Linked DNA regions of Homo sapiens: region 2 is linked to region 1. The links are chromatin loops, found by intact Hi-C in ENCODE. Cell type or tissue: heart right ventricle. All regions are shown on one strand. Links, peaks and the distances in the headings refer to the core of each region. The heading gives the core; the rest is flanking DNA. Region 1 has its middle 110 kb from the start of SLC22A3. Region 2 overlaps SLC22A2 (solute carrier family 22 member 2).

The links. Hi-C counts contacts between places; a loop is a spot of excess contacts. Peaks named below come from ENCODE experiments on the same cell type or tissue, not always from the same donor. Only the 100,000 strongest peaks of a DNase experiment are listed, where the experiment ranks them.
Region 2: it touches region 1 in a loop (4-fold over the local background); 18 of 110 quality-filtered maps call a loop at or near these places.

What each region holds. Positions count from the first base shown.
Region 1 is chr6:160,453,496-160,458,883 of GRCh38, reverse strand. No RefSeq gene overlaps it. Among named protein-coding and RNA genes, the nearest start is that of SLC22A3, 110 kb to the right of the region's middle. In heart right ventricle, for the core only: CTCF peaks have their summits at 2,544 and 2,752 (motif pointing right); a DNase peak (open chromatin) is centred at 2,753; H3K4me3 peaks cover 856 bases; H3K27ac peaks cover 978 bases.
Region 2 is chr6:160,219,820-160,225,207 of GRCh38, reverse strand. SLC22A2 (solute carrier family 22 member 2) reads left to right here. Exons shown (of 11, transcript NM_003058.4): 10 at 404-503. Among named protein-coding and RNA genes, the nearest start is that of SLC22A2, 36 kb to the left of the region's middle. In heart right ventricle, for the core only: no CTCF peak of the experiment used is centred there; no DNase peak of the experiment used is centred there.

The sequences.
Region 1 (5,388 bases), core at 123-5,122:
GGGCAAGGGGAGGGGGCCATTTCTTTGAGTCTCTCTCTTTTTTTGCTTTCAGAATCTTTTTTTAAATGATCGTATGTTTCCCTTACACCAAAAGCAAGCAAAAAGCCAGTAGAGGTCACTGAGTCTCTTAATCATAATTTCAGCGTTCATATTGCTTCCCAGGTAAGTGGGGTTTTGACCCAGATCTCAAGTTAAGGGTGTTAGATTATTTTTCATTTGAAATTCACCAGACTGGGTTTCTAAATATGATGTAAAACAATAACAACAAAAGTTATAGTTAAACTAGTCTTCTTCCCAAATACCCACATGTCTAACGTGTGTGGGAGGGTGTTAGGCAGGGGACCTACATCTGGGGAAGAGGCAGACAGGCCCCGTGGCCCCAAATCTAGGATGGCATTTGATATTGGTTGATGGGTGAGAGCAAGATAGGGAACACTTGTGCAGGATGTGGTGTCAGCACCTGTATTACATTTTAAGGATTCCTTCTCTTTGCAGTATGCTCTGACAATTATTATACCCATCAGCCTTACCCCCTTGGCAGTAGGAAAACTAAAACTCTTAATGTCTCAATTCCGCTTTCTCAGAGGTGCAGGTGAGGGCGTAGGGAGTCTGGGGCCCTGGAAAAGCGTTCTGACTCTGCCACTAGCCAGATAGACCTGAACTACACACGTTACCTCTTTGTATCACTTGGCTCTAATCCCTGTAAAACCAGCATTTTCAAATGGTGCTTTGCACATCAGCCTTTTGTATAAGCTTTCATTTAATGAAATGTCTTTTGGGTTTTTAAAAAACGTTAAAAACCACTGGCCTAGATAATTTCAAAGCTGGGTTCCCTATTTCTGTCTCTTTCCTATTATATTTAAAACCTCACCTCCTTGACTTCTTGTTCCCTTTTTCTGCACTGCTTAGTCTGGGAGCAGTGAGGCCAAATAAAAGGAAACTTGGCTTGAGGGACACCTATGGGTGTGCCAGGCTGCTCCTGGTGTTTGCATATTTTAAAATTTAAATACTAGAAACCTCTCCGCGTTAGGTATTGTTGTTTCCATTTTACCATTGAGGAAGCTGGGGCTCAGAGAAGGTGCAGGGTGGTACAGACAAACCTGAATTGGAACCCTGGCTCCCGCCTATGGGCTGTCGGGACTTAGAAAAGTCGTGAGCTCTCGCTGATTGTTTCCTAGCTGATGTGGGCTGCAGGGCTGTTACAGGGAAATAATAAGAAAGTGCATCAAGTGCCGAGCACATCCTAAGCACTCCACCATGGCAGCTCCTACTAATAATATGGAATAGAGTTGAATCTAACATGACTCTTTCTTGCAAGTGACAGAAAATCCAACTCAAATTGGATTAAGCAAAACAAGGCAAATTCTTAGTGAGCTGAAAAGTCTTCAGGCTCACATTAGGCCCCAGACCCCAGACCCTCCCAATCATGGAGTAGGCACTATTTGGGGCACAAAGGTGACACTCCCGTGGCTGCAGATGCTGTGGTGGCTCTGGCTCTGTTGAGAAAGAATAAGAAAGGCCACTCTCTCCCTTACATGAACAATAGTCTGTCCACTCTGAGAGACTGAAATTGGGTCATGGTCCTGCCCCTGAGCCCGTCACTGATTGGCTCTGACCTGCATCAGCTGTTCCATGCTGAAGGTGGAGGCAGGACCCCATTCATACCCAGAAGGGAGCAAAAGGTAGATCCCTCACCAGAATTATGGGATGTAGGGTGAAAGGCTGCTGGGCAGCCAGAAAACAAACAGATCCTCTACAATACTTCAACTGATGAAAGCATGAAGCTAAAATCATAAGGATCCGGGTGTGAGTTCTGTCTCTCCCATATTCCATGTGACGTTGGGCAGTTATTTAATCTCTTTTAGCCTCAGCTTTCTCATCTGTACTTACATATAAGGTCATTGTGAGGATTAGGGTTATTAATCATCGCCGTCATCCCCGTCCACCACTTATCATCATCCTCCCCATCAACATCATCACCACCACCGTCATCATCATTACTACCATTACCATCACCACCATTCCACCACCATCACCATCATCACCATCACCACCGCCATCATCATCATTACTACCACTACCACCGCCATCACCACCATCACCATCACCACCATTGCCATTATCACTACCACCACCATCATCACCATCACCACCACCATCACCATTATCATTACCACAACCATCATCACCACCACCATCATCACTATTATCACTACTATCACCATCACTATCACCACTATCATCATAAATAAACATCACATAACCGGCGTGTAACCGGGCCTTGACCCCAGAGCCCACTCGCTGTGTCCTCTCTCCCACCCCCTTCTGCACATTTCTAACCACCATCCTGCACTGGCTCCCTGTCTCCTCTGGTCTCACCCACATGTCCACTGAGAAAATGATTCTCAGAACACTAACTAGACCAGGAGGAGTCACAAAACATAACTCAGATCTGTTTATCGATTTTCTATATGTTGATGACATCAGATCAATGGGTGTTCTCAGCTTCTCAGAGGGAGGTCGAAATTCTCCCCCTCTCCCCTTCATGTTTCCAGACCTTCCTTGACTTGGATATTCCAAATGCAGAGTAGGTGTTGAGGCCAAGGGGCTCTTCCGTGTCAGCCCCATCCACAATCACTGGGCTAATCTTGTGGCCCTCTCCCCAGGACCCAATCAGGGAGGGCTTCAATCCTCAAGGTCACCCGTGGCCCCCCGCCCTCAGAGGTGCCATCTCTACATTGGCCACTGGATGGCAGCACATACTCACAGACCGCGTCAATTTCCTGGCAACTAGTGGTGGGTTTACCTCCTGATCAGGATGTTTGCCTTGCTCTGAGAGCAGATCTGAGAGCAGTGATATCTAACTTAATTTTCAGCAAAATATTTTGAAAAGGGTGCTCCCTCACCCATCTACACAGTCCACGTCATGCACCCCCTGCCCGATGCTTGGTAGCCAGGAGGAGCTTCCTCCATGCAGCTCCTTCCCGGCTAGGGCTGAGCTGGGCTCTGGAGCCAGGCTCTGGGAAGAGCCTCTTCTACGCTGCTCATGTAAACTCCAGATTCAGTGTCAGTTTTCTGAACCTGAGACAATGATCTAAGTGCAGTCCAACACTTTGGGGGAAGAAAGAAAGAGTGCCTCAGCTTTTGCCTGTGTCATGCTCGCAAAGCAAAATATTTTGAGAAATTCTAATCAAAGCTGGGCTTGCAAAATTGGAAAACGATTATTTGTGAGAGCACTGAGACATCCTTGGCGTGTCCATCTGGAAAAACAGCATTCCCTCTGGCAGTTTAGCAGATGTTCTGTTTCAATTTGGCAAAGGAAATAAAGCAGTTTTTCACAAAAGAAAAACTACAACTAGGAGAATTGTCCCTAGTTGTATTTCTTCTCCCTAATTGTCAAGGAAGTGTAAATCAGAAAATGAATCAGGACAATTTCCACCTACTATGTTAGCTAATCTTTTAAAAATTGAATACTCACAAGGGTGAGGAGAATTGTTTCCAGTAACATTTTATACTGTCACACACTTTTAGAAAATAATTTGGGAGTGTTACCGCGAGATGGAAATATGTCAACATAATTATGGGAACTTAGACTTCAGAAAAGAAACGAGAATGAACTTTATGAACAAACATGTGGAAGATTGGAAGCAAGAGTGGGGCCAGTGTGCACGGGGAGGAAGCATTTGGGCAGTGACTCCGCAGACCCAGGCTCAAGCTGAACTACACAACCTCCTTACACCTCAGTTTCCTCAGCTGTAGAACAGGAATGATAAAAGTGCCTGTTTCATAGGACGGTTGTGAGGATGAAGTGAGATACACCACATTAAGAGCTTGTGCCTGAAAAGGTTAATTCTTAGTAAATGACGACTATTCTTTTTATTGCAATAAAATATACACAACATAAGAGTTAGGATTTTAATTATTTTGCAGGGTACCACTGAATGGCATTCAGTACATTCACAATGGTGTGCAACCATCACCATATTTTCAGAACATTTTCCTCATCTCAAAAGGAAACCTCATGCCAATTAAGCAGTCACTCCCCATTAAAATATTAGTTATGAAGATTGTAGCATTATTTTAAAAACTCATGATATACATTGATTGAAAAAATCAGTATATAAAATTGTGCATTATGATGTAAGTAGTAAAGAAGCATATAAAAAATCTGAAAAAGTATATAAAAAGAATAGCAATTGCATTTCTCAGACTCTCTTTACATTGTAAAAATCATTTTCATACTTTCAAAAGAAAAGCAAAAAGTACACAAACAACAACGAACGTAAAACACCATGACAAAGCCCAGATCGTTAAACCCAGATCTCAGGAACACAGAATCATATATGATGTTTACACTCTCCAAGGTCAGAGAGTCCAGCGGCATTGGGAGCTGCCTTGTGTTCTGCAGCCTCACGGACAGACAGGAGGTCCAGTGCCACTGCTCTGTTCTTCTGGTTTTCCTCCTAAACATGTTTTGGGTTCAGCAACCATTTCTTTCATCTTTTAAACACAGGTACCTTTGGGGCTGGCCTTCTCAAGGAAGCCCCAGCTTCTTGTGATTGAGAATAAAGTGTGCAATCGCTATGAGTATCTGAATGGAAGAATCAAATCCACTGAGCTCTGTGCTAGGCATTTGGCTGGAGGCACTGACAGTTGCAAGGTAAGAAAAGGTCAAGAGACCAAAGTTAGTCTTGTGCTCTCCCTTCTTGGTCTCAGCCCCTTAGACTTCAGTCCCAAAGAGGCAAATTCTAGAAGGATTTGTCAACGTTAGACCCCAGTCTAAGTGTTGTTTAGAAACTGCCTAGATCTGTCCCTGAATGCGTATTCAGATCATCTAAGGGGATGTCTTGGGGCTTGAGTTCCAGATCGGTAGCAAGGGAGTTTTAAGTGCCGTAACTACCTCAGGCCACTCACCCTCCTGGGGTGTGCTGGTGGCCAGGGACTAAAGTGGTGACTTTTCCGACAGGGAAGGAGGTAGAGGGTACAGGACAGAGACCAACTGCACATACTTTACAGTGATGCCCAGGCTAGGCCAGTCTAAAGGAAACACCAACACAGGAAGGGATGTGTGCAGGATTCACAAGGGTTTTTTTTACCCCTGGGAGAAACTAAGTGGTGTGGTTTCGCTGAATAGATTTTGCTAAGTACTTAAGCACTGCAGATGCTCCAGTAATATGCCCATAAGTTCCTTTCCAATTTCAATTACTGGGAAAATATACATATGGACAATAGATGGATGCCACAATAAAAGGCTGGCAGCCTAACCCTCACATGAATTTTTCCCTACCTCTATTTAGGGTGACAGTGGAGGGCCTCTGGTTTGCTTTGAGAAGGACAAATACATTTTACAAGGAGTCACTTCTTGGGGTCTTGGCTGTGCACGCCCCA
Region 2 (5,388 bases), core at 253-5,252, 230 kb after region 1:
TACTTTTATTTGCTAGAAATGATCCAAGTTTCTGACTTATTTTCCTTACTAAGTGATTTAAACTGGAAGGGTTACAGTCCTCCTTTTCATACAGTTAATTTTTTGCAGAGTTATTTTCTAACTCCAAAGTATCTTAATATGGTGGCAATGTCCTCTACCCTAGAATAACCTTGACTCAAAATGTTAAGTATTTCATTTCCCTATTAGGAATAGTAATTCAATGGAGTTTGGAACTGGTATAATATTTATAATGGAAAATACAGCAGTCAGAGATGGCAAAGGAATCTGTAAATAAGTATAGAAAAATGCTAAAAAAAAGTTTTAAACAAAAATAAGGGAAACTCTAATTATAGACCTTGAGTTTTTCAGTTCTTAATGTGATATTCATCTGTTTGGCTTTCAGGCGTGCTTGGCTTGGTTGCTGGAGGTCTGGTGCTGTTGCTTCCAGAAACTAAAGGGAAAGCTTTGCCTGAGACCATCGAGGAAGCCGAAAATATGCAAAGGTAGGCAGTTGAAAGTTCTAAATGAATTGTTCTATAAAGGTTTTAAGACAACCCTATAGCCATTTGGAAAGAATTAAATTGACTTTATACTTCACACCATACACTGAGATAAATTCAAACTAAATCAAAGACTTGAAAGCATCAAAAAAATTAGTAAAATTACAAAGACATTATACGAGAATTTCTTTAAACTTTCACGTGGAGAAGGTCTTTCTAAATATGACCCAAAAAATCCAGAATCCATAGAAGAAAGGTCAATATGTTTGCTTTCATAAAAATAAAATATTCTGCGTTAAACAACTACTATAAGCTAAAAATAAAATTATAAACTTGAAGAAAATATTTACTACTCTACATTGGGCTAATTTTCCTAACAATTCCATAAAAGCGACCACCTAATAGAAAAAAAAAAATAACAGATTTGAGCAAATAATTCAATGAAAAGGAAATAAAAACAGCTCTTAAATATATGAAAATATGCTCAACTTCCTTCATAGTAAGAGAAGTTCAAATTAACACTGCACTAATAACTACTTGGATTGTCAAAACTAAAATTACTTGGTAACACACTATGTTGGGGAAGAATGGGGAGAAATGTAGTCTCCCGTGTTGCTGGTAGGAATTAGATGCCTCTATAATGGACAATGCAATAGTAGTATAAAAATTACAAACATGGGCTGGGTGCAGTGGCTCATGCTTCTAATCCCAGCACTTTGGGATGCTGAGGCGGGTGGATCACAAGGTCAGGAGATCGAGATCAGCCTGGGTAACATGGTGAAACCCCGTCTCTACTAAAAAAGTACAAAAAAATTATCTGGGTGTGGTGGTATGCGCCTGTAATCCCAGCCACTGGGGAGGCTGAGGCAGGAGAATTGCTTGAAACTGGGAGGCAGAGGTTGCAGTGAGCTGAGATCGTGCCACTGCACTCCAGCCTGGGCGACAAAGCAATACTCTTGTCTCAAAAAAATAAAAATAAATTAAATAAAAATTATAAACATGTATATCCTTTAACCTAGTAACTCTACACCTCTAGAAGTTTACGTGTACAAAGTGATATATGTACAGGACTAGTCATTAAGGCAATTTTTTATAACAAGTGTTGGAAACAACCTAAATGACCATGAATTAGAACACCAGTTAAATAAATGATATGCCATTCTGTAAAATTATACAGCCATTAAAAAGAATGAGGCCATTTCACATACGCTGACAAGGAAAGTTCTCCAAGATATATTGCTAATGGGGGAAAAAGCAAAACATAGAAATGTATATATTCTATCATTTGTGTAAAAATAGTGAAAGACATATATATAAATACTTGTAGCTCTGGAAAAATATACAAGAACCGTAACACTGGTTGTCTATGGAATTGAGTGACTGTGAGATACAGGTAGAAGGGAGACTTCAATGCTTACCTTTTTGTAATTTTGAATTTTGGACCATATGAACCCATTCAAACAGTACATTAAAAAATTCTAGATAAAGACAAACCTATCTGACACTCTCCCCACAAGTTTGTTTATACAGTATGTTTAGATATTTTTATTTATTTTCTTCTTACTCCACTTTTGGCCTGCTGATACCACAAACAACTGATTTTTATTCATTTTACCAAACCTTCATGTTTAACATTTTCAGTACTTGGGCAAAATGCTGGTAAATCACAGTGGTCTGAGGCTTTTCCTAGAACTTGAGTCTTAGAGTTGGAAGAGGCCTTTGAATCCGAGCGGAGGTCACACACTCGCAGCCTGCAGGCCACCAAGTTCTCCAGTGCTTTCTTTGGCCTACAAAGTATTTTTTTAAAGTGGGAAATTCCACATAAACTGGATTTCCAGGATCTGTTTTTAAAAAGCAGAAGATTTGGTAACACTGAGAAGATATTTCCTCTTGTTGGCAATTTGTAGGAGCTGAATGATCGCTTGGCTTTCTCAAGGGCATGCCCTCTGCAGGAGGCCACAGTCCCCACTGTTTCCTATTGTCTTTGGTACATTGTATGATCTGCTTGGTGCATGCAGACATTTGAGTTGGAGACCTTTCATCTAAACCAACCACCTCCCACCCCGTACCCCTCTCCCCATGCAGCTTCCCACACACATGGGCACCTCCCGTCAAAGACAGTCTAAATCCTGTTTACTGCTGTATCACTGGAACTCAGCACAGTGCGTGGCATACACAGAGCAGGAGCTTACCAATTATTTGTGGAATAAATGCTGAAGTTCCTTCTACAGCATGCCTAATTGAAGTTTCTTTCTCTAGCCAGCGCCAGTGCCAGGCAGGCAGTAATATGTGTGGTGAAGAGCAAGTCCTGTAGAGCCTGAGCCCTGCCGTCACATTTCCCATGTGTGTGGCTTTATTGCCTTAATGCCTCAAAGCCTCAGTTTCCTCATCTGTAAATGGGGACAACAGTACCTACTCACTGGATTAAAGAAGAAAATATGCCTGACACTAATTAAGTGTCGATTGGTTCCTGATTAAATTGTTATGGTTCCTAAGGGCACTAAACCTGTCCTAGTTACAAATATAACCTGTGAACTTATACCTAATACCTTATCTCACTTCTTAAGCCTGTTTTCCTTTCTGTAAAATGAGGATAACAATAGCTAACATTTACTAAGAGCTCTACCCAGTGCTTTCCATGCCCTTCCCATGCACCTTCTTTTATTGCACTTCATTTTATTGTGCTTTGCAGATATTGTGTTTTTTAACAGATTGAAGGTATACAGCAACCCTACATTAAGCAAGTTTATTTGCAGCATTTTTCCAACAGCAGGTGCTCACTTCATGTCACTGTGGCATGTTTTGGTAATTCTCACAATATTTTAAACTTTTCCATTATTATCATATCTGTGATGGTGATCTGCAATCAGTGATCTTTGATACTGCTATTGTAATTGTTTTAGGGCACCACAAACCATGGCTGTGTAAAACAGCAAACTTAATTGATAAATGCGTGTGATCTAACTGTTCCACACACTGAGCATTCCCCCATCTCTCTCCCTCTCCTTGGGCCTTCCTATGGCCCAAGACACAACCATATTGAAATTAGGTCAATTAATAGCTCTACAATGCCCTCTAGGTGTTAAATGAAAGGAAGCGTTGCAAGTCTCAACTGTAAAGCAAAAGGCAGAAATGATTAAGCTCAATGAGGAAGTCATGTTGAAAGCCAGCATAAGCTGAAAGTGAGGACTCTTGTACCAGGTAGCCAAGTCGAGAATGCACAGGAAAAGTTCTTGAAGGAAGTATAAAAATGCTACAAATGAGAAATGAAACAGCCTTATTGCTGATATGGAGAAAGCTTGAGTGGTCTGGATAGAAGATCAAACCGGTCACAACATTCCCTTAAGCCAAAGCCTAACCCAGAACAAAGCCCTAACTCTTTTCCATTATATGAAGGCTGAGACAGGTGAAGAAGTAGCAGAAGAAAAATTCGAAGTTAGTAAGTTTGGTTCATAAGGCTTAAGGAAAGAAGCCATCTCCATAACTTGAAAGTGCAAAATGAAGCAGCAAGTGCTGATGTAGAAGCTGCAGCAAGTTATCCAGATCTAACAAAGATCACTGATAAAGGTGATCACACTAAACAACAGATTTTCAATATAGACACAACAGCCTTCTATTGGAAGAAGATGCCATTTAGGACTTTCATGAAGAGCGAGGAAAAAATCAATGTCTGGTTTCAAAGCTCGAAGGACAGGTTGACTCTCTTGTGAAGGGTGAATGCAGCTGGTGACTAGAAGGTGAAGCCAGTGTTCATTTACCATGAAAACCCTAGGGTCCCTAAGAATTATGCTAAATCTACTCTGCTTGTGCTCATGGAATAGCAAAGCCTGTGTACAGATAACAGTACATCTGTTTACAGCATGGTTTATTGACTATTTTAAGCCCGCCGTTTAGACCTACTGCTTAGAAAAGAAGATTGCTTTCAAAAGATTACTGCTCATTGACAATACATACACCTGGTCACCCAAGAGCTCTGATGGAGATGTACCTAAAGATTAATGTTGTTTTAATGCCTGCTAACACAACATCCATTCTGCAGCCCATGGATCAAGGAGTAGTTTTGACATTCAAGTATTATTATTTAAGAAATATACTTTATAAGGCTATAGCTACCGTAGATGGTAATTCCTCTGATTGTTCTAGGCAAAGTACATTGAAAAACCTTCTGGAAATCTTTCACCATTGTAGATGCCACTAAGAACATTTGTGGATCATTAGAGGAGGTCAAAATATGAACGTTAATGGGAGTTTTGAAGAAGTTGATTACAGCCCTCATGGATAACTTTGAAGAGCTCAAGACTTCAGCATAAAAAGTGTCTGCAGATACAATAGAAATAGCAAAAGAACTAGAATTAGAAGTAGAGCCCGAAGATGTGACTGAATTGCTTCAACCTCGTGATAAAACTTGAACAGATGAGGAGTTGCTTCTTACAGATGAGCTTAGAAAGTGGTTTCTTGAGATGGAATCTACTCCTGGTGGAGATCCTGTGAACATTGTTGAAATGACAACAAAGGATTTAGAATATTACATAAACTTAGTTAACAAAACAGCATCAGGGTTTGAGAGGATTGACTCCAATTTTTAAAGAAGCTCTACTGTGGGTAAAATGCTATGAAATAGCATTGCATGCTATAGAGAAATCTTTCATGAAGAGAAGAGTCAATCAACATTGAAAACTTCATATTCTTGTTTTAAGAAGTTTCAACAGCCACTTCAACCTTCAGCAACCACTGTCTTGCTCAGTCAGCAGCCATCAACATAGAGGCAAGAGCCTCCACCAGCAAGATTACCACAAATTGAAGGTTCAGATGATTGTTAGCATTTTTAAAAAATAAAGTATTTTTAAATTACATTGTTCTCTCAGACATAATATTGCACATTTAATAG